3 separate regions of the Mus musculus genome follow, and all the other regions are linked to region 3. The links are chromatin loops, found by intact Hi-C in ENCODE. Cell type or tissue: left cerebral cortex. All regions are shown on one strand. Each heading gives the region's core, and the rest is flanking DNA. Links, peaks and the distances in the headings are about the cores only.

Evidence for each region. A loop is a pair of places that touch in the nucleus more often than their neighbours do. Peaks named below come from ENCODE experiments on the same cell type or tissue, not always from the same donor. Only the 100,000 strongest peaks of a DNase experiment are listed, where the experiment ranks them.
Region 1: a loop joins it to region 3, with 3 times the contacts of the local background. A loop is called at or near these places in 5 of 42 quality-filtered maps.
Region 2: it touches region 3 in a loop (4-fold over the local background); 20 of 42 quality-filtered maps call a loop at or near these places.

Annotation. Positions count from the first base shown.
Region 1 is chr11:59,876,256-59,883,219 of GRCm38, forward strand. It overlaps Nt5m (5',3'-nucleotidase, mitochondrial), which reads left to right. Exons shown (of 5, transcript NM_134029.2): 5 at 1-278. Among named protein-coding and RNA genes, the nearest start is that of Nt5m, 32 kb to the left of the region's middle. In left cerebral cortex, for the core only: a CTCF peak has its summit at 3,850 (motif pointing right); a DNase peak (open chromatin) is centred at 3,887.
Region 2 is chr11:60,408,507-60,415,470 of GRCm38, forward strand. It overlaps Atpaf2 (ATP synthase mitochondrial F1 complex assembly factor 2), which reads right to left. Exons shown (of 8, transcript NM_145427.3): 2 at 1,080-1,124; 3 at 754-899. Among named protein-coding and RNA genes, the nearest start is that of Atpaf2, 5.0 kb to the right of the region's middle. In left cerebral cortex, for the core only: a CTCF peak has its summit at 3,890 (motif pointing left); a DNase peak (open chromatin) is centred at 3,872.
Region 3 is chr11:60,196,227-60,203,190 of GRCm38, forward strand. Rai1 (retinoic acid induced 1) reads left to right here. Exons shown (of 6, transcript NM_009021.2): 5 at 1,563-1,612; 6 at 1,805-2,969. The coding sequence ends at 1,819. It overlaps Srebf1 (sterol regulatory element binding transcription factor 1), which reads right to left. Exons shown (of 19, transcript NM_011480.4): 11 at 6,873-6,964; 12 at 6,536-6,704; 13 at 5,933-6,035; 14 at 5,570-5,679; 15 at 5,354-5,486; 16 at 5,020-5,185; 17 at 4,409-4,609; 18 at 4,200-4,311; 19 at 2,858-3,925. The coding sequence ends at 3,696. Mir6921 (microRNA 6921) reads right to left here and starts at 4,391; the gene lies at 4,312-4,391. Mir6922 (microRNA 6922) reads right to left here and starts at 6,101; the gene lies at 6,036-6,101. In left cerebral cortex, for the core only: a CTCF peak has its summit at 3,600 (motif pointing right); DNase peaks (open chromatin) are centred at 2,080 and 3,612; H3K27ac peaks cover 359 bases.

The DNA of each region.
Region 1 (6,964 bases), core at 1,029-6,028, 320 kb before region 3:
ACCCTGATCCAGGATCTGCAAGACGAGGGGTGCCAGGGACAGACAGATGACAACGGTTCCCCTGGCAGGCATGTAGGTACCTCTACTGTAGAATCTTGTCCAGCTTACATACTTAGTCTTTCTGGATTTCCATGGCCACCAGGCTCTTTTGGAGGCCACCGAGACCCTCCCTACGGTCTCTTGCTCTGGTGTTCTTAGATCCCATTAACAGCCCAGAAAGGAGTCAGCAGGTGTGAATATTTGTTGCCAATATGAAAAATAAATGCTACTCACACATAGCCTGTGCTGTGGCCTTCTCTAGAACCTGCCCCAGGATCCTCTAGTGTGCCATCTGCTTGTGATATAAGCATACGGGAGTCCCACACACTGATGAACAGGACAGAGGTGGGCATAGCTCACCCATGTGTACCTCATGTACCTCGCATGGTACCATATGGGGGCAAAGGCAAGATGGCCTGGATGGTGGCATTGCTGGCAGCCTGGTGGTTTCTTTTGGTCCCATTCATCTGAGGGAGGCACTGCTGCCTGCTAGCACCTTCTCTAACACTGCATTCTCTCCTCACCCTGCAGGTAGGCACAGGGCCTCGTCCCTACTCTTCTCCCAAGGCCAAGTTTCCAAAAGACCTAGAAATTGCTGTTACAACTGTAGCATTTGTTCCCTGTGAGCGGAACTTCTGGGTGGTATCACCAGACCAGCCACCTCACAACTGTCCTCTTAATAATTTGAAAAACAGTGCCCTTGAAGGTCAGTTGCATTCTCAAAACCCTGGCTTGAGATGGGCACAGTGACGCACACCTGTTTCCCAGCATTTAGGTTGATGCAGGAGTATTACTGTGAGCTCAAGACCAGCCTGAGCTATGTAGTCAGTCTAGACCAGTTACATTGCAAAACCCTGTCTAAAAACATTGAAAGCCAGCACCCAATTTGTTTCTGGGTGTTCACGCTGAGCCTTCACGCTGCCTTTTGGTACCTACGGCAGAGGATCTTCGGACTTCCTGGGGACTGGCTTAAGGAGAGAGAAGGACAAGAAGAGAGCCCTGGCTTTAGAGCTGGCCAGGGATTCCATTTCCCACCCTTTACTCTTAAGCACCCAGCTCCATCACCCAGGCTAGGTAGGGAGGTCTCCAACCAGACCAGAGAAGGATGGCCCAGGAGCCACTGCCTGCCCTGGGCTCCTCTGGATTTCACCATATGTGGCTTTCCATAGTCCTGCCCCATTTTTGTCCCTTGGACTGGTCAGGTGCTCTGCCAGTGTCTTACTGCAAACACATGGCAGTTCTGTCACTTGATTGTGGAACTCTGGCACAAGAAGGGCAGCATCTGGGAATGCCCTGACCCGTGCCTACTCCAGAGAGCCTTTACTCTCCTGATGCACAGATCACTGTTAAGCTACAACCTGTCCTTTCTTGTTCATCCCCAAGGTTACACATTAATATGGACATTGCAGTATAAAATATCTTCAAGCTTAAAAGCCCTGCAGTCTTACCAGTTCAAACACTTTTAAAAATTCAAAGTCTGTTTTAAATCTAAAGTCTCAACTATGGAATCCCATAAAATGAAATTTAAGTTGAATATGTATATTTTTTAAGAGGGAAGAATCAGGACATAGTCACAATGCGAACAAAGCAAAACAAAACTCCAGCTTTAAAAATGCAGTGTCAACGACTCAGTCTTCTACACCCCTTCTAAGGCTTGGGTCACTTTTCCAGCTCCACCCTCTGTAGCACACACAGCTTGTCTTATAGGCTCCAACTGGGTCCACTTCAGTGCTGCTGCTGTTCTTGGCGGTCCACCCATGGTCCTGACATCCAAGAATGCTGGGGTCTCCTGCTGCAACTGGCCTGCGCTTTTACCAGTAGCCTCTTCCGGGCTCTCTTCATGGTGCCAAGCCTCAACTTTGCCCATGACCTTTCAAACCAGGAGCTTCCACTGCTACTCCAGCTGTGCCTTCACTAGTGGCCTCTCAAGTGCCAGGCTTCAGTTGCTCTCCATGACCCCTTCACACCTCCAAAACCAGTAGCTCTTGGCAGACTCTTACCCATGACCAAGTTCAGGTGCTAACATGAGGTACAACCAGGGCCACCTCTGGAACAGCTTGTGTGCTGACTCAGGAAACACTTCCCAGGAGATTCCACCTCAGTGACGCTGGTCTCTTCTTAGTCACGGCTAATTTATCTCCAGCTGAGCAGCATCCATTGTCCCAGCCAAGCAAAGGTTTCACTTCAGCGTGTCTGGTCTCTTGTCAATCACAGCCGATTCTTCAGCCCAGCCGACCAGACACCACAGATTCTGCACACAGAAGGCCCGTGGAGTCTTTGCTTCCCTCTGGAACTTGACAAGCCATCACACCCTATTCCCCTGGCACTAACTTGTCTTCAGGTTTCTATCACTGTGATGAAACAGTGACTGAAGCAAGTTGCAGAAGAAAGGGTGTATTTGTCTCACACGTCAACATCCGTAGTCCACCACTGAAGGAAGTCAGAAGGAACACAACGGAGCAGGAACCTGGAGGCAGGAGCTGACACAGAGGCCATGGAGGGATAGCTTGCTCCCTGTAGCTCACTCATCCTTCTTACAGAACCCAGGACCACCACCATTCCAGAGATTGCACCACCCACAAAGGGCTGCCCTCCCCCACTGATCATTAACTAAGAAAATGCCCTACAGATAGATCTTAGGTGGATATTTTCTGGATTGAGTTTCCCTCCTTTTACTTAACTCTAGCGTGTCAAGGTGACATAAAACTAGCCACCATATCTGCTGAGGTTTGCAGCGCTCTCTGGGTTTCTCCCTCCTACCTCCTGCTCAGGGAGTTTGTGGTCTCTGGGGCCCTTCATGGAGTAGCCTGGCATCCAGTCTTCACTAGTCCTCCTATTTATACTAGGGTTGCTGAGAGCAGCATTTGACCAATCCTGTGGTGATCCAGGAGGACCAGGAGGCCCTCCTCACCAGTTAGGGACACTCTTAGGCAAGCTCCTTCAGAGCCCAAAGCTCTGCTACCCTTCCAACAAATGGTGCTCCCTGTCTGGGAGGCTCCACTGGGTATGAGAAGGCCCCAACTTCTTGTCTGTCCTTGCAGAGACATGGTGAGAGTTTTACGCACTGGATCCTTCTGGAGGTGCCCCAGGAGTCTGAAAGCTGTCCCCAAAACACAGGCATCAGTGGCTGCGTTTATCTGCTGGGATTCTGTACCCAGGGAGCACAAGGGCTGGCATTACCTCGTCGGTGCAGTCGAGGAAGAACTGCCAGTTAGATTCCTGAGTGTCGCTCATCAGACAAGTAGCTATCAAGCACCCATGGCTGAGGACTGGCAGGGGAAGTGGAAGCACCCACTCTCTCTCTCTGTGCCCAATGTTGTGCCTTCTTTTAAAAACGACTCTACAGGATAAAAATACATGGAAGCCACATATGAACAGCCTCCCCAGTGAGTGTCTCTGCGGTTTGAAAACTCCTTGATTAGATCTGCTACAGCTGGCTTGAATGTACAGACTAGGTTTCACAGAAGGTCAGTAACAACCAAGCTACTTGCCACTTAATGAACGCCTGCCTGCACAGAGGACTTGTGGACTTAATGCAAACTCCAAGAATCTATTAATTAGTTCCACTACTGGGCAAATTCTAGAGGTTCTCAACCTGTGGGTCGTGACTTCAGGTGACATATCAGATATTTACACTATGATTCATAACATCAAAATTACAGTTATGAAGTAGCAACAAAATAATTGTATGGTGTGGGGAGGGGTCACCAGAGCATAAGGAACTGTATTAAATAAAGTGTTGCAGCATTAGGAAGGTTGAGAACCACTGAGTGAAACAAATCTGACAGAGGAACTACAGTTTGTAAAGATGGCCACTTGATGGCGCCAGAGGACTGGCTCCAGAACCTTGGAGCCCTTTGTGCCTCCCTGAAGCCTGCAGTCATCCCTGGGAAGTCTCAGCCTGTTGTTCCCAGCCACCAGCATTTCTCTCTGACCTAGGCACCTTCTGGGCTGGGTCTTGGAACCTCAGGCACTGTTGTCTGAGCACTGGGATATGACTCACATCAGCTGCTCCCCCCACTGAGAAGGGCCTGGCATTATTGGATGTGTGAGTCTCCAGGCTCAGCCAGTGCAGTTCTTCCCTACACAGGCCCCATCTCCAGCCTGGAGCCTCTGCTTTCCGACCCCACTGACCCAGGCCCTGCCCTGCCCTGCCAGCGATCATCCTCCCAAGTCCCAGCCTTATGACAACTTACAGTCCTAACTCCACAGGACTCCGGAGTCCTAACTCCACAGGACTCTTATGCAAGGAGAAGAGAGTCTAGGGAAGAGGACAGAAGACCCCAATGCTTCCTGAGCCTATGCTGTGTGCTGCGATATCATAAATTTCCCCAAGTGACTATGAAGCAAGGTTAAGATAAAAAGAGGAAAGGTTTATTTTTGGTTTATTAGGGACTAAGACCAAAGCTTTCAGCCCACAGTCTGTTGGTCCTTTTGCTGTTGAGCCTGGGATGAAGAAGAGTATTATGGTGGGGTCACTCAGTGGAGCCAGTGTTCACTCTGTGCCTGAGGTGTGAAACGACAAGTGTAGAGGAGGGATGAGGGTCCCTTTGAGTATCCCTCCCAATGACCTAACTTCCTTCCCCTAGGCCCCATGCCCTACAGGCCCCCCCATATTACCTTCAACACATGGTCTTGCAGGGGGTGGTGATTTTACAATAAAAGCTAAGACCCACACTGACAGACTAAGCTGCACTTTCCCACCACCAAGCACACACACAGCCGAGCAGAGAACACAAGTGTGCTGTGTCTGTTTAATTTTTTCTGCTGTTTGTTGTTTTTGTTTTTCAAACAAGCTTTCACTATGTAACCCTGATGTCCTGGGATTCACTCTGTAGACCAGGCTGGGCTTGACCTCAGAGATCCACCTGCTCTGAACACAACACCCAGCACAAGGTCTGTTTTGTGGGGGTAGGAAGAAGGTGTGGGTGAAGCAGGCAGTGACATCCAGGGACAATGACAGTTTAAGCAGAGTCTGAGGTATTGTTGGTGGGATGCTTGCTGGTCTGCAAATGGAGACAGCAGGGGCAAAATGACACTGTGGTGTGAACCATAAAACCATAAGTACACTTAAGCCTGAGTAATTCATGCTGTGTGCGTGCGTGCGTGCGTGCGTGCGTGCATGCGAGTACATGCGTACATGCCTGCCTTCATGCATGGATTCTGGGAGTGAGATGTGGTCATCTAGGCACCACTGAGTTCATCCTATGGGAAAAAGGGATTAGACATCCCAGGAAGGGAAGAACCAAAACAGAAATGGAGCAACAGCGGCAGGTGCCAAGAAAGGAACTGAGGGACCTGCAAGCAGCTTACGGTGAGGGAAGGTGCAGGTCGCCAGTGGGAGCAGAGAAGTAGGAGCCAAGGCCAAGGCCAAGGGAGGGACCACAGATACAGGAAGGAGAAAGGAGAGCAGAGTAGCCCCAGTTCCTGAGAGGAGACAAACCATGCCACTGGGGAGTGAGAGGCCCTTCCCTTGCAGGACTCACCCCTGCCCTTTGGTCCCACATGGAAATCCTCCCGTGGGTGGACTCTCCCCCTACCCTGCCCCGACATCCATGCACTTTTCTTCCTGCAGTATGTAGTAATCTGTCACCCATTTAAGGTCCTGGAGTGGGAAAGCTCCCAGGAGCAGGAAACCGCCCCTCATACAGGGTCCTGTCCCTGCTTTCCTAGCAGGTTTAAATTCTCTAGACCCTCCTTTTCCTCCTGCTAGGGATGTTGCCAGCAGCAAGCACATTTCAGCAAAACACATTCAAACCAAGCAAGGGACTTAAGATAGCAGGAGGCTTTTCTTCGGGACCTCTCTGTAGAGGGGGGGGATGCCTGTAAGCCTCAGAGCCTGCCATGCATTTACAGGGCTGAAGCGAGTGGGGAAGAAGGTTGTAGACTTTTCTGGCCTGCAATAGGCCAGTGCTGGGGTGACTGGTGAGGTAAAGAACGGTAGATGATTGATAAGTGCCTCAGGGGGAGGGCGAATGTGATCAAAATACATTGCATGGAATCTCAGAGAATTACTAATGTTCTATTTTAAAATAGATTCCCATCTCTTCTGGCCATTGTCTGCTCTGCAGGGGTGGGGATGGGAATCACGCAGGCAAGTTACTTTAGTTTTGGAGTACTAATTATGGTAGTTAAAGGAAATAAATTACCACAATTTAACCGAGGTGGGGGAGGGTTTTTAAAAATGGCTTGGTCTTGGCTATCAACCACAGTGGATGACAGGCAGCTGGCTCCAAAGCAAGAGAAGTGGACACAAGGACCAGGAGTTCATTCGACCAGAGTCAGAATTCAGAACAGGTGTAATAATGCCGTCTGTGCACAGAACAGAGTCCTGGGTGGTTCAAGACTCACAGTGGAGACTGGGACAGTTAGAACCTGAATCATGACTAAAGGCCTCGGGAAATGGGCTGAGCCGAAGCATAAATACTTCTGAAGAGATGAGCAGTCAGGGGCCTGAGCTGAAGACTTCTAAACTACACACAAGGAGGCGGTGGGAAGAGGAGGAGACAGGGAAGTGTCTTTCTTACTTCACAAGAACACGCCCCAAAGAGCACAGAGCTGACCCTCACGGTGCCCCAGTACCCTGAGCCAGGGTTGATGTATGAATAGAGATTTTATACTGGACAGATATGTTGAACATTTACAATCTGAGGACAAAATAATTCTAAGCCTTTCTAGACCACCACCACCACCCCCCAAAAAAAGAAAGAAAAAAGAAAATGAGATACATATCTTCAGAATCCGAAGGAAAATAATTTCAGACTCAACCTCTGAATATAGCCAAATATAGGGAAAATCCCCCTGAGGGATGGAGAGATGGTTCGGCATTTTGTTTGTTTTCTAAGACAGGGTTTCTCTGTGTAGCCTTAGCTGTCCTAGAACTCGCTCTATAGACCAGGCTAGCCTGGAACTCACAGAAATCTAC
Region 2 (6,964 bases), core at 1,012-6,011, 210 kb after region 3:
GATGAAACAAATGACGAACTGCTATAATGAAAAATAAAGGCTGGGCTCAGGTGAGGCAGCAGACACCTTTAATCCCAGCACTTGGGAGGCAGAGCAGGCAGATTTCTGTGAGTTCGAGATCAGACTAGTCTACAGAGCAAATTCCAAGATAGCCAGAACTATATAAACAAAACAAAACTGTTTCAAAAAAAAAAAAAAAAAAAAAAGATGAGAGACATGGCTGAGATGTGGATTATTTGCCTAGTGTGCACAAACCCTGGGCTCAACCCCCAGCACTGCATAAACAGGACATGGAGACACACACCCATCACCTCAGCACTCAGGCAGTAAAGGCAGAAGTTCAAGGTCATTTGTAGCTACAAATCAAGTTGGAGGCCTGCCTGAGATATGAACCCGTGTCTCAAAAACCCAAAACCAACCAAGCAACAAGAATAAAACAGAATGGGGGTAGGGGGAGCACTGGGAGTCATTAATGGTGACTTCTGTCCAGAAACCAGGGGAAAAACAGTCACACAACTCAGTTTAGTGTTCCAAGTAGAGCAGACTACCAAGTAGCCAGGCCAGACATGGAGAGCCCTTGACCTGTTCAGTGACAGATGGTTTAAGTGTGGTTGCAGATAGGCAGACAGGAGCTTTGCCTACCCCAGAGCCTTGTCATAATATGGAAAGAACTATAAGTTTTTGCCAGGAAGGCTTGGGGAGCATCAGGTCAAAGTCTGTATGATAAAAGTCTGCTTGCTACAAGTTTGTTACCAGGTGCATGGTGTAGAACTTGATGGTATCCTGCTGAGAGTCCCATTCAGTGGCCACTGCGATGGCCAGGGCTTCGCTGGGGACAGTAAAAAGCTTGGCTTGGGGAGTTTTCAGCTTTCTGTGGTCCAGGTTTATCTCAAAGCCACCTTAAAAGATCAAATGAAAGTTCTCAGGGAATGTGGATTTGAGTGACCATTCCTGTCCTTTAGCAACAAACTTGGTGCACACAAAGACAACACTGACATAAGTGCTACCGTCATCTGGCTGGAGACAAAAGTTTGCCCCAACAATTCACAAAAAGGCCATCAGATTTCTCAGACACTTACCTTCACCCTGTGAGATGCTGACATTCTGATAAAACCTCTTCCTTTCTGTAAGACAGATTTTTCAGAGACAATTTAAAGTAGCATCAAAAGGGCTCCAGAGACAACACCACTTGTATCATCATTGCTAATGCTGACTGATTGGCTTGATTTTCATATTGCCATTCAAGGTCTGCCCTAGTCTGCAGTATCCTCAACAGCTTCCGATTAAAGCTAGGGAAAGACTCTGCAGGGACAAGGGGAGAACGGGACTTGATGGTTATGGCTCTCCTAGTCTCCAAGCCTGTACATCACACATTTACATTCACACAGAAAATAAAGCTAACAAAAACATCTCCCATCTTCTCTAACTCATGTATTTAATTAACCAGCTTGCTTGTATATTCAAGAGGAACTCCAAATATTTCCTTCAAGGGGGATAATCTGTTTTATATGTCTTTGTTAGAATTACAGGAACTTATAGAAACTTCATATGTGTGCAAGGCAGGGGGAGGGTCCTGGGGAGGGTTTGATAATGAATAAGATAGAAAAATCCTTGTCTTCATGTACTTTAAATTTTTTATAAAGTTATCAGACCTCCAAAAGAGGCATGGAAATAAGAGGACTAGTTGGAAAAAGGGGGTGCAAGGGGGGAGGGAATGAAAGGATAATGGAGAAGAATATTATATTATCATCAAAGATTGGACACTAAAGGCTCATATATTTGCATGCTTGGTGGATCTCATTGGTGCATTGTTGGGAACGATTAGGAAGTGAGGCCTTGGTGAAAGAGGTGTGACCCGGAGATGGGCTTTGAGGTTTCAAAAGCTTATGCCAGGCTCTGTCTCTCTCTCTGCCTGCTGCCTGTGGATCAAGATGTAGCTCTCAGCTACTTCTTCAGCACCATGCCTGCCACCATGTTTTCTACCATGACGATATGGTCTAACCCTTTAAAACTATAAACAAGCTTCCATTAAATACCTTCTCTTATAAGAGCTGCTTTGGTCATGATGTCTCTTTACAGCAATAGAACACTGACTTAGACAATATATATGTACAAAATTATAAAAGAATAATTATAAGAATTATCAGCTCTGGCCACTGAGATAATGATACAATTGACCATATCATCTGAAACTATAACACCATTCTACTATTGCACACATTCTACAACAAAATAGGTAAGTTTCTGCCACCGTTAAATTTCCCTACTTTATCTGCTACCTGGTGGGCTGGCCACAGCCTCCTTTCCTATCTGTGATTGAAGTTGTATACTACATCCACTGTGCATTCTGGTGCCTCTACTGGGTAACATGCAAAAGTCTGGCCAGGCAGAAGTCAGTGAGAACAATTCTTGACACAGGCTTGAGAAATGGGTGAAAGAAATGGGACACAGAAAGGACAGAAACTGACTGTGAAGGACCGACTCTCCCAAAGCTGCCAGGACAGCTAAGTTTCCTATAACCCTCATCTTCTAGCATGCTCTGCTAGCCAGGGCTACCTCTATATCTGAATAAGAATTTAAAAGTATGGATAGTAAGGTGATTAGAGAGGAAATAAAGACACACAGAAAACAAGACAGTAGAAAGGCAAAAGAACCCAAGAGATAATGGCTTCATATTCAAAGGCTTTAGACAGGGCTTTTCAGTCTGAAGTTTTGACACAGGGCAAACACCAGTCTTCCTACTGGTCCTTACATTCAAGGACCAGCCTTGGGGATGAGATGTGCTCTCCAGAGGTTCTGTCTAGTGAGAGCAAAATGAATAAGTGACTTCAATGACAGCAAGAACATGTGGATGGTGGGAATCCAGACTGAGGAATCCTTATCCCATCTTGAGTTGCAAAAGGACCTCTGAGCAAGCAGTTAAGAGTTCATATGTGGGGGCTGGAGAGATGGCTCAGTGGTTAAGAGCACTGACTGCTCTTCCAGAGGTTCTGAGTTCAAATCCCAGCAACCACATGGTGGCTCACAACCATCTGTAATGAGATCTGACGGCCTCTCTGGTGTGTCTGAAGACAGCTACAGTGTACTTAGACATAATAAATAAATAAATCTTTAAAAAAAAAAAAAAAAGAAAAGAATTTTCAGGATTAGAATGGCTTACATGAGGCTCAGTTGATGAAGTACTTGCTTCACAAGTATGATGATCTAGTTGAATGCCCTGTACCTATATAAAAAGCCAGAGAATAGTCATGTAGCTTTCAATACCAGTGTTGAAGAAGTGGGAACAAACAAGAGGATCCCTGCAGCTTGCTGGCCATTTAGCCTAGCCAATTCAGCAGCCCTGTCTCAAAACACACGGAGAGGGTCAGCAAGATGGCTCAGCAGGTAAATGTGCTTATCATGCAAGCCCAATGACCTAAATTCAATCCCCAGATCCCACACAAGTTTGAAAGGAGAGATGACCACATAAAGATGGTCTCTGTCCTCCACATGCATGTGTGGCACATATATCCAGACACATATACAAACAATGAAAAACAAAGAGGCAGCCATAAGAAAACAAAAACAAAAAACAAAACAAAGACAGGAGAGAACAACTTTGAAAAGCTAGTCATAAGAAGAATGAGAAATTAATAACCTCTAGTTTTCTTCCCTGAGACGTTGCTTAAGTCCATATACAGAAACAAGTGGTTTTCAGTGTCACTTCCTTCTTAAATCCCTCTTGTCTAATGTATGGTTATTCTACCACTCACAGTTTAGGAGCTGCCCCCTACCCCCCACTTTTAAGAACCTAAAGGCACAGGACTACAATTCCCAGACTACAATAAAAATCTGTGTCAACCATACAATCATGATACCGTTATCTTTTAAAACAGCGCCATCTGGTGGGTCTTGGACCTTAAAGCTAAATTCAAAATAGTTAACCTTTTATAATCCTATGACATCTCTAAGTGGTGGTTTTCAGACATCAAAATTCGTTTAACATAAACATATAAAGAAAGCCTCCAACTCAGGCCAGGTATGGTGGTGTGTGCCCTTAACCACAGCACTGAGGAAGCAGAGGTAGGCAGTTTGAGACCAACTTGGTCTACATGGAGATCAAAGCCATCCAGGGATACACAGAAAGACCATCTCAATAATTAATGTAATTAATAATCCACACTGAAATACTACATCACACCCTTTGAGGTGACTATAATAAAAAAGTCAGACAATAACAAGTTTTAGTGAGGGTATAAAGAAATTTGAGACTTCATGCACTAGTACTAGAAATTTAAAACATTGCATCCACCTTAAAAAACAAAAAACAACCTTAAGGGCTAGGAGGTGGGGACACAGGTATTTAATCTCAACAACTGAGAGCAGAGGCAGATGGATCTCTGTAGTGTGAGGTCAGCCTGCTCTACAATGCTAGTTCCAGGACAGCTATGGCTATACAGAAAAACTATCTTGACACCCCTCGCCACCAAAAAACCCCCAAAAAACAAAAACTAATCTTACTATTCCTTAATGAGCTAATTTCCATTTGATCCAGCAATTTTAAGCTTAGAAAATATAGCCAGGAAAGATAAAACCAAACCCATGCAAAAACTTGTACACAAAAAGTGCTGTATCAGCATCATTCATCATCATTCATTACTCAACCAAAGAGTAAGAAACAACTCACGTGTCCATAAATGTGTATTTCTACACCAAGCTATTCAGCAATAAAAAGACTGGACTATGGATATATGTATGATACAACACAGACAGACCTTGAGAACATAAATACTCAATTACTAAGTAGAAAAGGCTAGTCCTAAGCTCCACACAATGCAATGTCTAAAACTGAAATCTTTAAGGAAGTAATGGTTGCCTACGGCTGGGGAGATGGCCAGGCAGGTGGATGGTACTAAAGGGTACTCGCTGCCTTTTTTTTTTTAATGTGTTTAGGAATTTTGCCTGCATGTATGTCTATCCACGATGTGCACGCCTTGTGCCCAAGGCCAGAAGGCATTTGATCCCCCGGGACTGAAGTTATGGATGGCTGTGAGCTGCATGTAGGTGCTGGGAACCAAACCCAGGTCCTCGGGAAGAGCAACCAGTGCTCTTAAGCCTGAGCCAGCACTCTATCCCCTACGGACTACTTTTTACCATGATAAAAATGTTCTTAAACTGACGGTGATGGTCATTCAAATTAGTGAATATATACTAGGGAATGTACTGTATGCTAAGTAAATTATATGTATTAGATTTTTAAAATTTTATCTCACCTGTGAGTGCTCTGTCTGACTGTATGTACATGTGCTATGTATGTGCTTTGTACCCACAGAGGTCAAGGTCAGAAGAGGGTATCTGATCCCATGGAACTGGAGTTACAGATGGCTGTGAGTCACTATATGGGTGCTGGGAACTGAACCCATTCCTCTGTAAAAGCAACAAGTGTTCTTAATCTCTGGGCCATCTCTCTAGCCCCTTAAGTAAATTATATCTTAATAAAGGTATTTAAAATTCTGCCAGGGTCAGAGAGATGGCTCCGTGGGTAAAGGTGCTTACAAGCAAGTCTGATTCCAAGTTTAATCTCCCAAGCCCATGTAAAGGTAGCAAGAGAGCACCAACTGTCAGAGGTTGTCCTCTCATCGCCACATGTACAGTGGCACATGGATGCCCAAATACATGCATACACAAATAAATATATGATAATAAAAAATTCTTGCAGCCAAATACATAAGTGCACTATTTTCCAAATTGCTTTTCATCTGGAGTGGAGGTCCATACCCTAGGCTGTTCTGGCCAATATAATGAAAGCAGACAATATGTATGAGTATGTGGCTTTGTTCCAATAAAACTCTACTTCAAAAGCAGATAGCCGTCTGGTCCCTGACACTCCTATGAGAATGGCAAAGCAGGTAACGTCTCTTAAGTGGCAGAAACTTGGAGAAGCTGCCTTGGACAGGAGGCAATTTGTAAATGGTAGGAACAGGACAGGACTTCAAGCTTTTATTTCTTTGGGAATTTACCTCATATGCTGCTTCTCCAAACTACATCCTCCTCTGGGCAGAAAACAGCAGGAGGGTGGCAATGGCCTCACAAAGGTCTCTGCACTGCAGGACCTCCTCCTCCAACCCCACAGCGAGCCCTTCCTTCAAAAGCCTCTCCTCTCCTGACAAGTTTCTATGGTGTAGCTGTTCCTAACATTGACAAGTGGATTCTTAAAGAAGAAGGACTTAATAATTTACATACTTCAAAGATACACAAAAATATCTCCCACCTGGGGAGGACAAAAAGAGCAAAGCATACCCTAGGGAGGCACGGCATAAACAAAGGAACACATTCAGGAGTTCACTAAATAGGCAAAGGGTCAATTTAAGCGCATGGATGCTTTTTGTTTTCCATTGTGGAGGTGCTTGATCTGCCATCTTTTCTTCTGTATTACAGACTTACCAGTTGGCTCTTAGCATTATTTAGCACATAGTAGGTAGTCAAAGGTGAAAGAAAATAGGAATGTATGAATGAATGGGGCACAGAGAGCTATCTGTAAGTCAAGCCCGTTCTCCTCCTCCCCATACCCCATGACCTCAAGTGATCCTATCTCAGGCTCCCAAGCAGCTGATACATGTGTGTGACGCTACTCTTAGCTTCTTCCTTTGTCTTTACTGGCTTTTTCTGCCCCACTTTTAGGCCTTCGTTTGTGTCCTGATAAGCAAAAATCAGCTCCCTGGTGCATCCACTCCCTTCCCCAGTTATATAAAATCATGGGCTATAGACCATTGAACGGCTCACCACGTATAGACGCTGACCACTAAACCCAACATCCTCAGTTCAGTCCCTCAAAGCCACAACCAAGTCCTGCTGGTTGTCCTCTGACCTCCATGTGCATGCCAAGTGCACACACAGATATATACACACTAAATGAAACAAGAAATTATGGGATTTACAGCCTAAAGAATTCTTAAAGGCAATCTCATGCTTCAGATCACCAAAG
Region 3 (6,964 bases), core at 613-5,612:
GGCATTTATAGCTGGGTTAAGCTCCTGACCCTTCCATACCCAGTTTGGTGGCTTCTTAGTACCTTCTGGGCCAGTGCTGTCTGCTTCAGGTGGTTGGCCTAGCACATCCCCTGATAGTAGCGGGGCCCTAACAAGGAACAAGGCTTGTAGCTTGTTTTTTGTTGGCCAAAGGTGGGTCACATAAAGCTCCGGTTTGGAGGGTGGGTGGGGACTACAGAGCCAGGTAGCCGAGGGTAGGGCACGGTAGGAGGCAGTCTCTGCCATTGGGCTCCTGACCTCAGCATTGGGGCTTGATGGGGGACTCTGAATAGCTATCAGGGAGGTGGAGCCCTGGGAAACAGCAGTCATGGCAAATGACAAGGTCAGAGTGCCTGGCCACGTGGCTAGGAGTACAGGAATAATATACCACATGGGCCAGCCACTCCTAGGTGTCCTCAGACTCCTAGGTTGCTAGAAAGGACTGGAAACCCCCTTTTGCCTCTCACAAGAGCATAGCAGCTATAGCACAGGATCCAGTTTAAACATCTGTATTCAGTCCCAAAGCTACCCCCACCCCAGTTCCTGCTCTCAGCTGAGCTGACTGGGAAGTAGCAAGGCCCCACTGTTAGCAAGCACCCGTAGGTTATAGCTAAACCTTGGTCCAGTGTAGGTGCAGTCCCAAACGTGTGTGCCTGCGTGCACCCACCCCCAGCAGTTGGCCCTAGAAGACAACCTCTCCTGCAGCTTTCTCAAGTGACATCCACCTCCCTCCCCTCTGGGTGGAGAAGAGGGAAGGAAACAGGAAGTTCTGCACCATCCCTAGTGTGAGATGGGAGGCGATGTCTGGGAAGGTGAGCCCCGATCAGTAGCCGAGAAGGGAGCAATGATGGACCCAGGAGGCCTGTAGGTAGAGCGGACACCAGAGGACAATGGCTAGGTTTTCTTATGGCAGCTGGCAAGGACTCATGATAGCAGCACACTGCCCTGGGTAGGAATAACAACTGGCTTGCTTAGCCATCCTTTGTGGACATCTGGGGGATTCATCTAGACCTGGACCTTGTAACCTCCTACTGCTGTCTCTTAAGAATAAGCCCTTCCGTGTGGAACATTTCCTCTGAACGTGAAGAAGGATCATGAGAGCACACAGTAGGTGACATTGTGATTGATCTACAATATAGAGGCTGAGATTCTGTAGCTGACATTTCAGTCAAGACCTGAGACTCCACTCTGCAGTTGTCAGTCACCCAAGCAATCATGGGGTGCTTTCTGAGCATGGACCTCTCCTGGCCACTGTGCAGGAGGTTGGGTCAGGAGTGGGCATGTCTGAGAATGAGTGTTCCTTCTCCTTTGGGGAGACCTGGGTAGGAGGGAGATGGCCAGGTAGTGGTGGCCAGGGTGGGGGTGGGGCAGGGGGGGTGTCTAGGAGTGGAGGCCAGGAAGGGACATAGCAGGGTAGAGGCAGAGGGGCTGCACCTCTGGGGGGATTTGGACTAATGAGGGTTCTGAGCAAGACCAGGGCATCAGAACTAACACTGGCAGCCAGCCGGCTCTGCATCACCACAGAAACTTTTCTTTGCTCACAGGTTGCACGTTCATTGAGGAGAATTTTACTTTGAAGTGCCCCAAACATAAGGTAGGTGAGCAGGCTCCCCAGAGAAAGCATTCCCTACCTAACCCAGTTTCTCCCTGCCCTGCCAGAGAGTAGGGAGGGGTGCAGGCTGGGTCCTAAAGTTACTTTGCCAGTCTAGGGTGATTGCACAGTTCTTGTGGAAGGACAGGGGTGGCAGCGGCTGGTGATAACAGTAACGGGCTGTCCCTCCCACAGAGGCTGCCGTTGTAATCCCCGTGTGGCCGAAACTCCGAGGAAGAAGAGCTGCGCCCACAGCCGGTCCTTGATCCCATCCAGGGTCTAGGTTCCGGCTGCCTTGGGCGCTGGCGTGAGGCCTAGGTTGCGAAGAAAACCGGGGCCAGGCTTGGCGAAGGCAGGCCAGGGAGTGGCCAGACCCAGGGCACAATGTCTCAGGCGGGGGGCAAGTCCCCTGCAAGTTCTGAAAAAGACGTGGCATGCAAGCTGTGCCCCTGGGAAGAGGCTAGGCTGCTGGCTCAGTGGACGACGTGGGGCAGACCCAAGCCTTTCTTAGAGGCCCAGCGGCGGGGGACATGGCTCAGCACTTGGCATGGATCTGCCCAAGATCGTGGCAGCCTGGGCTCAGGCCAGTCTATCCTTGATGCGGGCTGGCCTGGGGTGGCGCCCTATGGCTTCTGTTTGTCCCCTTTCCAGTCTTCCACCCCACTGTTGGAGCCCCGTCTGGAAGCCTGAGGAGACTGGGCCTGGCTACCCTCTAGCAGATGTGCAGCTGTCCCAGACAAAACACCAACATGGGATTCAGGGACTGCCACTCAGCTCACTCGGCTCATAGGCGGAGACAGTGCTAGATTCGTGTACAAACCTGTGTACCCCTCTATATATATGTTACATAGAATGTATATATGTTGGGAACATGCTCGCTTCTGTGTGTCGCTGCTGTGCGTCGTGTGCTCCACAGCACAGAGCCCTAACCTGGCCTTGGCTGGGGTCGGGGCCAAAGTGATGCCCCTTCCCCGAGCAACTACCACCATCACCACCACCACGGCCAGCCCCCACCTGTCCGTTTGTGTCCTCAGCTCTGTCCACGCTTTAATAGGCCTGATGCAGCCCCTTCTCCCTGCAACGTTCTGTACATATGACTGTAAAATGGTAAACGTGTGTATTATATCTGGCCTCGTTATATAGTGTATATATATGTATACATATACATATATATAATATATATGAAGACTGTAAATGTTAAGACAACTAGTGTTCTTATTAGTATATTGCTTCACACTGAAGATTGTGTGTATCGAGCTGTTTCTAAAAGATGTTTATTTTCCTTAAGAGTTAAAAAAAAAAAAAACAGTCATTGCATTCAGAAAAAAAAAAGTCAATAAAGATACCACGATTGTTTTGGAAGTGTGCGGCCTGTGGATGCCGACCAGATTCCCTAAGGGGTTGGGAGTAGAGGGAAGGGGCCGGGGGACACAAACAGGGTTCCCAGTCTACTCACTAATGGGCCCTGATCCTTCGCCTATGCTGGTGCACAGAGATGACTAGGGAACTGTGTGTGTTTCTGGATATACGGGGTTATTACCTGGTGGAGGGCTGGAAGGCAAAGGAACAACTGAGACCATCAAGGCCCCTCAAGGGTTATGAGCCATGAGATCAGAGGGCCAAGGTGGCTCAACATAGCATCACCAAGCCAGCAAATACACCTTACAACAGATGGGAAGTCCGGCTTCCCAAAGGACAAGCCAGGAAAGATAGCAATCAGCTGAGGCAGACATCTGCCTACCCAGATAAACAAAACTGAAGTTATAAATAATTTCATTTTTTAATATTCTGTACAAAATTTCTCAACCTATGAAAATAAAGTTTGCAAAAGTCAAAGTAGTACATGGGCCTGCCCTGGAGCCAGGCCCAGCCGGATCTACACTATGTACAGGTCTCCCAGGGTGAGCCTCAGCTAGGGAAAAGCCACTAAGGTGCCTACAGAGCAAGAGGGTGCCATCGGGCCAGTGCAGCCTCTGCAATTTCCAGATCTGCCACTAGAGGTCGGCATGGTCCTGATTGCTTGTCAGGCTCACCCTCTGGAAGACCACAGCCAATGACAAAGGTCCTCAAGGGAAAGCTTTGGGGTCTAGCTGGAAGTGACGGTGGTTCCGCCGCCCAGGCGCAGGAGCATCTGCTGGCAGTCCAGCAGTAGCCGGTGATCGCCAAGCTTCTCTACGGTGCGTGCCGCCTCGGCCAGCATGCTCATTCGCTGCCCAGGAGCCGACAGGAAGGCAGGGGGCAGATAGCAGGATGCCAACAGCAGGGCCTCGGTGTGCTCCCGCCATGTGGGCCGTGGCTCCAGCTCAGCTGTAGTGCCTGCACAGATCACATCAAAGGGAGGGAGGCTTAGGTCTGGCCGAGCCCACACCCCATGTGCAGGACAAAGTAGCTGAGCTCTTCCACGTGGAACTCCCAGTCTGGCTGCTTTCTCCACTTGGGCTGGGCACACAGGGGGGCTCAGCTTCTTTCCTATGACTGCCTCAAAAACTGTCATCCCCGCTGATTTCTGTAAGTCAGCTCTCAGTATGTCTCACTAGACCAAGACGGCCCCTGACCCTCACCAGCCCTGTAAGCACAGCCACCTCCTCACCTCCTTTGCCACTGGAACCTGCCCTCCTCCTCAGACTGCGATCCAGGAGCTGGTGTGTCCGGGCAGGACTTGCTCCTGCCATCAGCCGAGCTGTGGCCTCATGTAGGAATACCTGAGAGGCAAGGAGTAGTCACCCGTTTCAGATTTACTGTCCCCCCACTCCCGGCTTCCTACCTCATGCCCCTCAGTGTGAGAACAGTGGGACTCACCCTCCTCATAGCAGGCCGGAAGCTCTGTGCCAACCGCCGCAGGCTGCTCAGGTCATGTTGGAAACCACGCAGCTCCAGAGCAGAGGCCTGGGGTCCATTGCTGGTACCGTGAGCTACCTGGACTGAAGCTGGTGACTGCTGCCGCTGCCACAGACTGGTACGGGCCACAAGAAGTAGATCACACAGGAGCAGCTGCATGGCCTGGGATAGCAGGCAGGGCAGAGGGAGGAGTTTCCCTATGGACATCAAGCTTTCCCTAGCTGAGGGCCACCCTGTCTCAAGGCAGCGTCAGTAAGGGCAGGAAGTCCACAGCACTGGGGCCTGACTCCAGGTTGCATCACTGAAGCACTGCATCTGCCTCAACACATGCACCGCCTCCTGCTACAAGCCCGCAGTCTTCCCAACAATGGCTCCCAACAGGAACCCTGCCAGTCTGCTCCCCACACCCTCCTTCCTGGTGGTGGCGAAACAGTAAAGCCCCCTCTCCCCAAGACTTAAGCCGTCGTTAAAACTGAGGTAAATCCATTTAGCATTATTCTGTACTAACACCAAGAACCTGGAAATGGACAGCTGTGACCCTGGCCTAGACAGGAACCCACCCTACCCCTCACCTTGTCAATGGAACTGCCAGTTGGTGTAGAGGCTAAGCTGTCCCGCAGGTACCCACTGGCCTTCTCACAGATGGCCAGGCTGGCTGGGCTAGATTCCACCTTTCTGTGGTCCAGCAGAGCCCGGGCAGCCTTGAAGGAGTACAGAGCTGCCCTGGGCAGGGGTCTCCTGTTGGGGCCATGGCAGACATAGGAAGTTAGACCAAACTACAGCCCTCCCTGAGATCTCCCGCCACGGTTCTAGACTCCTGGGAGGACAGCACTGTCCTCCTGTACAGATATTTAAGCAAAGTACTGCGGGGCTGACTGGGCGGGAGGGACCTGGCTGGGGACTCACTCAGTGTCCTGCAGCACCTGGGGGATATGCTCTACCAGTGGGTACAAGCGCTCAGCTGCCTCTTCATCCCGCCTCAGCCAGTGGATCACCACAGCTGTCAGTGAGGCCCACCACTTGGCCACTGGGTCTGGGCCTACAGAAGAGGGAAAGGTGCTTGACTTTCAGCCACACTGTATCTGGGTCTGGCAGGAGTCAGGACGGGGGTCTGGAGCTCACCAGTGGTGGCAGCCATGCTGGAGCTGACAGAGAAACTGCAAGCAGGAGCCCCGGCAGCATCAGAACAGCTATTTAGCAACTGCAGATATCCAAGGGCATCTGAGAACTCCCTGAGGCAGGAGAGAGCTGTCAGGACACATAGCAGCAGTCTCGGGTTCTGGGTGAAAATGGCTCTCACCAACCGTCCAACCAAGCATAGTCTGACCCTAGGATTCTACAAAAATACCACCTGTCTGGCTGATAGGGGAAAGCAAGACCCAGAGAGGCTCTGAGAACAGAGTCTGGCTACTCAAGAGGTTGGACAAGGCTTTCCCAGATGCCCTTGTTGTAGGTCTTGCCTGGGAGTGACACAGACAAACTCACCTGTCTCCGTCAGCTGCCCCTGGGCTGGGCTGAGCAATACAGTTCAACGCTCGCTCTAGGAGATGTTCACGGAATAGCCGGGTCACCTGGGCCAGCGGATCCACTGTGAGAAGGGTGAGCAGAACAGAGGTTAGGCACCCTCCTCTCTACAGTCCCCTCCCACACCAATGCCTTAATAAGCTGGGGCCCCAACCCAGAGCTACTTCCTAGTTCCAAACCCTAACAGACAGACAGTGATGGGTCCCTGCCCTCATAAGCTTGATGGGGAAGAAGGGGTAGGCTGTGCACAAGCTACACACTGGAAAGGAGAGCCTATTTAGTCACATACCCATGGCCCTGACTCTGCTCAGGACTCTTCCTAAGACAACAATGGTGTCCCCTAGAGTCACCTCTCATGTCCCCCATTGTCTGCTGACCCATACTGCTTCCTGCTTCTAAAGAACCTTGGCAAAATCCAGCAAAAGCCACCTCATAGCCACCTCACAGCCCCAACCCCACAGGGCAATATAAGCTGGTAAGTGAGGGCATTCAGAGAAGAGGGGACAGTGCAATGTGACATAGGGACAGGGATGAGGCAGGGGTAAGAACAGAACGAGAAAGCACCTGGGTTCCCAGCCACGCTGTACAGGCTCTCCGGGGGGGCACCGTGCACGGCCCAGTCCCCGTCCACAAAGAAACGGTGACCTACAGGGTGGCAGAGCCACTGCATGGCAAGAGGCACCGAGCCGCTCTGTGCTAGGCAGGCCTGGCGGGCGCTGCTCAGGAAGAAACGCTGTAGGGAAGGAACAGAACTGTCACACTGGCTCCCAGTTGGATCCCAGGAGGGCCTACAGCCCACCTGCTAACCACTGCCACATCCTGTTTAGCCCCTTGCCCTGGAAGTGACAGGTTGAGAGTTGTAAAGAGGAGCCCCCAGCCCTGTCCCCATCAGCCTACTCACTGTCAAGAAGTGCAGGGCTCTTGGGAGGCTGGTTTTGACCCTCAGGGCCGCTGCCACATAGATCTCTGCCAGTGTTGCCATGGAGATAGCAT